2 separate regions of the Homo sapiens genome follow, and region 1 is linked to region 2. Evidence: chromatin contacts called from ENCODE Hi-C or POLR2A ChIA-PET data. All regions are on one chromosome and are shown on one strand. The core of a region is the stretch at or near the end of the contact, and the rest is flanking DNA. Distances in the headings are between cores, read along the strand shown. Region 1 overlaps TSHZ2 (teashirt zinc finger homeobox 2). Region 2 overlaps TSHZ2 (teashirt zinc finger homeobox 2).

Region 1 (3,757 bases), core at 1,200-3,699, 37 kb before region 2:
TAAAATATGCTATTTTGTTTCAAGATCTACTGCTGTCCACCAAAAATACAACTCTGTTACTAACCCTGCCAGCTCCTGAATGATACCTTTGTGGACACTAAAAACAATTTAATGGCATGTCACAATAGCAATTCACTCTGTTAATAGCCCCACTCAATAATACTATATTGCATAAACCTCCTCTAGTCATCTGAAAAATAATTCACCTTTACTCACTCCAGAGTAAGCTCCATTTCACTAACAAATATATTTCTCCCCAAACCTACAAATACTCAGCATCACTGTCCTGTGACAATAGCTATTTTTCCTGGATGAGGTCAGTGGTATCATGTTTCTATTACCTCTCGTTGGCTTAGTCCCAACGACAATCTTTCCCCATGTAGGGCATCAAATTACGGGACAAGGCAGTCCCTAATTTCTGGCTCACATACCCAGGAATGAATGCTGTGTGATCGCACAGGCATAGGAAGCGCTGGCTCTCTTTGTGGACATCGCTCTGCCAAATCTAATCGATGTTTATGTGCCAAAAGATCTAGATGCAAGGAGTATTTATGTGGATGAGCACTAGTGTTGTTCAGGTTTATTACTGTTTAAAATGGCTTCTTCAGGGTAGTAGGCACAGAGGTTCCTGGCCTGGGGGCCTATGGACATCAAGAGTCCCATGAATCTGGGAATTTCATAAATGTGCATTTAAAACACAACAAACAAAAACCCAGAGTTTTATTTTTACCAACTTTTAAGTGAAATTTAGCATTTCTGCTATTATCAATGTAGCCACTAAGTCATGGGACTTGTGACTTTAGCACCAATACAAATCATAAATATCTGCATATCACATTACAGTTGTTGCAGAGATATTGAAATATCACTGAGGCTTATTTCTATTTCAAAATTGTTGTAATTATTAAGCCCACTGATAGATTTGGTTATCTAATGTGTTAATAAAGAAGCTCATCTACAACTGCATCACAATTTTTTTTTTTTAAATATTTTGGTAACTGCATTCCTGTATAATTAGGTGTTTGGGTAATCTTTTATATATTTTATTCATTCAAAAACAGTATTCTGAAAAGGGGTCCACAGGTGTCAGCAGATCACCGGGGGGTTGCCTGATAGTATAAAATACTTAAGAACCCCTGCAGGAACGTAGGGTGGGAAAGAGCCTGAGGTAGGAAGCCAGGCCATTTGGGCTCAATTCATGATTATTCAATAATAGTAATACAGCGAGCAACCAGAAAGTGCTTGCCATGTGCCAGGCAATGTTCTAAAAGCTTCACAGGCATTAAATGTACTTCACCTTTGTAATCATTCTGTGAGACTCATCCTTTTACTATTCTTTACAAGAAAAGGAAACTGAGGCTCAGAGAGAGTAAGTAACATGCCCAAGGCCACTCAGCGGGTAACCAGGAGAGATGAGACTTATGCCCAGGGAGGACTTGCTGTTGACTTCTCTCCTCTACGGCCTTTCACAATATCTCTTTGTAATTATTAATAATTAGCAATAATATAAACCATTAGTAATAATATAAACAAGAACTTTCTATGCAACATTCATTTAATCCTCAAAATCACCCTATAAATTAAGCATTATGATTATTATCATCCTCATTTTCGAGATGACAAAATCGCATTCCAAAAGAGGTTGAGTAAATTGGCCAAAGCAATATAGCTTGAAAGTGATGCCAAATCCAGGTCACTGCCTGCTTTTGTAAATAAAGTTTTATTGGCACAGAGCCACACCCATTTGCTTACAAATTATCTATGGCTACTTCCTCTCAACAGCAGCAGAGTTGAGTGGTTGTTGCATGGTCTGCAAAGCCTAAAATATTTACTATTTGGCCCTTTACAGAAAAAGTTTGCTAACCTCCTAACAATCACGTGTTATGCCCACTCCCTGGCTGTGTCTGTCACTTTCTGGCTGACAGTGTGGCCCTGGGAAAGAAGTCACCTAAATCTCCATGTCTTCAGGTGGAAAATGGGCATGTAGCATCATCAACATCTTAGGATGGTTGTGAAGATAAAATGCAAAGAAAGAGTTTAGTATAGGTTCTGCTACCTGACAAAGGTTCAGAAAATCTTTATTGCTATATGATGACTATTGTTATAACTTGAGTCTATAACTAGGGCTTCATGCCATATTCTAAAAAGTCTAATCATCCGTAAAGCCAAGTTGGCAATTCCTGGTCATGTCGATGATGCATGGAGAGAGCTCCTCCTGATGCTAGGTTTGCATTTAGCTCTTCAAAAATGTGATCTGTCTCTCAGATTAGGACAACACTGCCCTCTGGAACAAACCAGTCACTGATCAGTGACCTAGTCCTTCCAGATGCATCAGCACTGCTTGAGCAGTTTGTTCATTAGGAATGAAATTCAGCCTCCAAATGGATTCAAGTGATTGGGACTAAATCTGGGTCCCAAATTGCCCAACAGAAGCCTGATTGCAGACATGCAGGGGGGTTCAAACCCATTGGAAAAGAGTACAGTTAAGCAAGAGAGATCCCCAGTGGGTAGTGAAGGGCCGGCCCAGGAAAGATAGCAGGATTACATAAAATGCATTTTTTAGGAGGAAAGAATGCCAACCCTATTTCCCTGCATGCTGCTTCCCAGGGAAACACTGGCTGACGCTAAAAGGGAGTTGTCTTCCCTAAGCTATGTCAACAGAGGAAAAGAGAAAATTAAGATGATTACATATGTTTAGGGGAAATTCGGGTGTTTTGGCTTGAAGTTTGCTTTCTCTATCAACCATATTAAGCAGGCAATTACCCAACGCTCCATTTGGCCTGGAAGATGCTGCATTAACACGGAGAATTGTTTTTATAAGCACCTTTTAAAAATTAAGGCAGTAGAGTCATGCACTTAGGAGTCCAGTTTTGGAACCAGGCATGTATGGGTTCAAAGCCCAGCCACCTTACTTTCAGGCTCTGGCCCTACACAAATTGTTTCATTCTTCCAGCTTCAGTTCCATAATTCGGGAAATGGGGTAGTGCTTGTTTTATGGGCCCCAGTACTTCAGTTCTCTAGCTATGCCCTTTGCCGGCTAACTTACTTGTATCTTCCTACTCTGACTGTAGGCTTGACTGTGCCATGTTGTCTACTGGGATGTTAGCAAGTGTGATGCAAACAAAAACTTGAAAAATGCTTACCTGAATGGACTTGTTCAGGCTTTTACCCTCAGCCATTGATGTAAGAAGAAAATGCCTAGGTTAGCCTGCTCCACAATTACACAGGTGTGATATGGGACCAAGTTGTCCTAGCCATCATAGTTGAGGCTGTCCTAGATCAGCCAACCGATAGTCAATCCCCTAAACATGTCAGTGAGTCCAGTCCAGACAAGCAGAGGCTGTAATCCCTCATGGAAGCTGATCATACGTTTATTGAAGAGGACCAACTGAGATCAGCCCAGCTCTAGCCCAGGTCATCTGTACTCCACAGACTGGTGAGCTAAAAAAATGTTAAAGTTTATGGCACTGAGATTTGGAGGTTTTGGTTATGGAGCACTGTCCTGTCAATAGATAACTGACACGGATGAGAATATTTACTTCATAGAAGTTGCTTTGAAAAATAGATGAGACAATACCTACTGAGATCCAGCACAGAGCTGATGGAGAGGTGGCTGGAGAAGCCGGATTGGTGACAGTGAGGAGATACTTCTGTGATTTAATCCGTGTTTTGTCTCCAACCCATTCATGTAGTTATGGGTGGTGCTTCTTATGTCAGGGAAGGGAAGTGGAAGAGTAGAAAGCGGAAATACCCAGTA
Region 2 (4,018 bases), core at 222-2,721:
GGGGTAAATTTTTCAATTTAGCGGAACAAAGGCAACTACAACTTGGCATTTAAAAACTTGGGAGAGTTGACAACAGCAGGACGGAGGGCCAACGCTGAGATCCTCAATTCCATTCAAATCACATAATCAGTTAATGCCAATTTGTTGCTAGTGCTTTAAAGTCAGAAACAAACAGGGCCCTTAAAGGATTTCCCTCCATAGTACCCAACAAAATTACTCATTGCAATTTCCTGTATGATAATTTTTTAAAATGTCTGTCTAACTCCAGTAGACTATAAATTCCATGAGAGCAGAATTGTGTACATTCTGTTCACTTTTGAGTTCCCAGAGTTGAATCCAGTGCTTCATATATAGTAAGTTCCCAACAAAAACTTACTAAATGAATCAAATTAAGCCCCAGTGCTGGACCTCAAGAAGCTCTCTGTTCAGTAGGAAACAGGTAAGAAAACAAAAGGATTTCAGCAATAGGTGATGAGTCCCAGAGCAGAACTATGCCCAGGATACTTATGGGACAACAGAGCAGGAAGCTGAATTCATCTTGAAGACAGACATGGGGTAATAGAATGCTTCCAAGAGGGGGCAAAGCTTAAGTCAATTTTAAAAAATAATGCCAGGTAGAGAGAACTGCTTGGGAAAAGGTTGGAGGAGAGAGTTATTTAGTTTCTCTCCCTGGAGCATTAGTCCAAAAATCACCAAGGTGGCCAATTACCAATATGGCAGATACAAAGTCTCTGGTCAAGCCAAATGCCAAAAGAATTTACCTGTCCTTGGATTTAATCCAACTAGAAGAAGCAGAGGTACTACACAGCCAACACGTACCATCATTTAAGTCCCTGCCAATGGCCGAATCAATAGACATACTACTTTTCTCTAAATAGCCTGAAGACACCACTAAAATACACAAGCAAATCAAAAAAGAAAGTCTTTTCCAAGAGTTTTACCAAGAACTGTAAGACCTTGCCAGTCTGTTTCTGATCCTTCTTTTAACAGACACAAATCAGAAGCATGATTATGAGTAACGCTGTGCACCCAGTGAAGAGGAAGAGACACCCACGAGGCAATTAAAACTTTGGTCCATGGTCTTTCAAAAGTGAAGACTGGGGGCTTGCATCAAGAAGTCTGAGTTCTCATGAGCCGACTGTCAGAGCTAAAACATCAGAACTTTGGGCCAAGGATCGAAAATGTGTAATGCATAAATGTCTGTAGAAACTGCCAAGGGATTTGTGTGAGCTGACCAACTGTGCAAACAATTATCTGTGTTTAGAAAGCTCTACAGTAACGGAAACGTGAAGATTTGGCCTTTGGAGTTGAAGAATCTCCTGGAAATATCCCTTGGAGTAACTACTTGTTTACTTGGAAAAGCATCTGATCCTGGGCAAAAAAATTTCCCTTTTTTGGTTGACCTCAATTCTTCTCTCCATTCATGACAGGCTGTTGCTCAAGAAAGGGCAAAAGGTCTAGCCATGTGAGAATCTGGTATTATGAATTCTCCTCCTTCAGATCATCACATGGCTTGTTTTCTCACTTCCTATGAGTCTACTCATAGGTTCCTTTCTCCGCAGAGCCATGCTTGGCCATCCTATCTAGCATGAAACCCTCCACCCCATCCCCTGACTCTTCCTCTACCATCTTCTTGGCTTTGTTTTCTCCTTAGCATTTCACGTCTAACATGCCAGCTAGCTAATATATTCATTTTTTATTTTCCTTCTCCCTTACCTGAATTCTTAGGCAAGAACATTTGATTGGTTCATTGCTATATCCCCAGCTCCTGGAAGGAGAACTGGCATTAAAAGATAAGTCTTAAATGCAGACACTCCTTATGGTGCATGCCATCTCAGCAACCACAGAACTGTGCAAAGGGAAGACACGGTTTCAGGACACGAGTTCCAGTTAACAGAGGCAAATTGAGGTGGCCTATAAATAATTGTTAGGATGAACAGAGCTGTCCATACTTCTATTTTATGGTTAAGGCCACCAGGGAGAGGTTGTTATTTGCCCTATATACATCATTCCTGACAGGAGGTTTCTCCAACAATCACCTTCCAAAGAACCAATGTGGTAGACACACTTGGGGATGATCTATTCAAGCCATACCTTCCCTTCCACAAGAACTACTTGCTCCTCAAGCCCTAACAGACTCCACCTCAATCAGAGACAAATGGACTGAAAGTAGGCTACCCACAGAGAGCCAAGCTTTTGGTAGAGATTAGCCCAAAAATCTGAATGGAGATATGGCGATCTTGAGAGAAGGAAAGTCTGAAGGAAGGTGCAAAACACATATACCTTTTGGTTCATAAAGATACCTGGCTCTACCCTCTCCGACATCCCACTCAACCCCACCTTTGCATCAATTCCCTGGTCTATGCCAGCGCCCTCCTTAGACATTTTTGTTGTTACTGTTTAGTTGTTATTGCTTAGTTTCCTTTGAAGAGAGTTATTCTTCCTTACAACTAAAGAAACCTTGATTGAGATGCACAGTGGGCAGCTGGCACCCACCCCACCACTACTGAGCTACCAAGAGACCAGAAGACACGGCCTCCATGCAAAGAGATTGGTGCAGATGGAGAAGTCAGGATGAGGAACAGCTGGAGACCATGCCACATGCACAATAACCCTAGGCCTTGAGAGGCACAGGTGAGGTTGAGCGCAGCTGGAGAGGAGAACTTTGAGAAGCCCTCATGAAGGTCTGCCTGGCTTGTGGTTTAATGCTTACGCCTGAACGCCACCACTGAGCCCTGCGTGGGATTACTTCAGGGGGAATTTGAGGAAGTTGAACTCAGTAATGGGCATGACTTTGCAGCTAGGCACCTTTCTGGCCCTGAATCCTGGGGGCATAGTGTTTAAGATCATGAGGTCTAGACCACCTGGGTTTAAATCTGAACTTTGTAATTTATCCTGGGGAAAGTCCTTGCCCTCTTTCAGGGGCCTTCATTTCCTTATGTGTAAAATGGGAATAATAAAATAACACCTAGTGTACAATGCATACAAAGTAATTGACAAGGGGCCTGGCATGTAAATAAGTGTTCAATAAATAACAGCATTGAACACCTGAGTTTGTCTTACTTTAGGAACCAAGCCACTACCACTATGCAGTTTCTCCTCGGTGTGTTTCCCCACTGACAGCCTGGTCATATTTCAGATTCTCCAAGACATGCAAAAGTTCTACCTAAAGTGAAATATCGGTCTTTCTTTCTTTCTCTCTCTCTCTCTCTCTTTCTTTTTGAGATGGAGTTTCATTGTGTTGCCCAGGCTGGAGTTCAGTGGCGCGATCTTGGCTCACTGCGACCTCCGCCCCCTGGATTCAAGCGATTCTCCAGCCTCAGCCTCCCGAGTAGCTGGGATTATAGGTGCCCGCCACCACGCCCGGCTGATTTTTTTGTATTTTTAGTAGAGATGAGGTTTCACCATATTCGCCTGGCTGGTCTCGAAGTCAGGAGACTTCAGGTGATCCACCCATCTCAGCCTCCCAAAGTATTGGGATTACAGTCGTGAGCCACCACACCCAGCATCTATTTTTCTTATTTAACAAATGCACCATGAGCTAGCACAGGACTAAATTCTTCATGTATATGATAAAGCAGGTATTATTATCCCATTTTGGAGGAAAGCAAACTGAGACCCAGTGAGGTTACATGGCTTGAAATAGGCCTAACAATCTAATAAATGATTATTAATGTCTACACAGAAAAAACCCAAGCATCTTACTTTCTCAGTAAATTGCTTTCAGAAAAGCTAAATGTTAGTTCAAGCCTTGGTTTTTGTCTTGGTGAAAGGCACTTGCATAAAAAAGTATGAACTGAGCTTGACTACTGGTTTTAAAATACAGAATAGGTGCTTAACCAAAGAAGGAAGGAAGGAAGGGAGGGAGGGAAGGAGAGAGGGAGAGAGGGAGAGAGGGAGGGAGGGAGGGAGGGAGAGAAGGAGAGAAGGAGAGAGGGAGAGAGGGAGGGAGGGAGGGAGGAAGTTTGGTTGGAAAGGAAGAAAAACAGAGGAAAGGATGAATAAATTTTTAAAAATT

The links. Hi-C counts contacts between places; a loop is a spot of excess contacts on that map. ChIA-PET counts read pairs that join two places held with the same protein, here RNA polymerase II (POLR2A). Pooled maps may share reads with other maps.
Region 1: a pooled map of adrenal gland shows a loop between it and region 2 (2.0-fold over the local background). The contact joins two enhancer-like sites. A Hi-C loop is called at or near these places in 1 of 168 maps with a recorded cell type or tissue (ovary) and 7 of 50 pooled maps. POLR2A ChIA-PET finds 5 or more read pairs at or near these places in 4 of 52 experiments (activated CD4-positive, alpha-beta T cell, activated CD4-positive, alpha-beta memory T cell, activated T-cell and 1 more).

What each region holds. Positions count from the first base shown.
Region 1 is chr20:53,122,968-53,126,724 of GRCh38, reverse strand. The region is part of intron 1 of TSHZ2 (teashirt zinc finger homeobox 2); the gene reads right to left. Among named protein-coding and RNA genes, the nearest start is that of TSHZ2, 150 kb to the right of the region's middle. Within about 2 kb of position 2,449, at least 2 of the 41 ENCODE cell types and tissues checked have a DNase peak (open chromatin) inside an H3K27ac peak, as active enhancers do.
Region 2 is chr20:53,084,569-53,088,586 of GRCh38, reverse strand. The region is part of intron 1 of TSHZ2 (teashirt zinc finger homeobox 2); the gene reads right to left. Among named protein-coding and RNA genes, the nearest start is that of TSHZ2, 110 kb to the right of the region's middle. Within about 2 kb of position 1,471, at least 3 of the 41 ENCODE cell types and tissues checked have a DNase peak (open chromatin) inside an H3K27ac peak, as active enhancers do.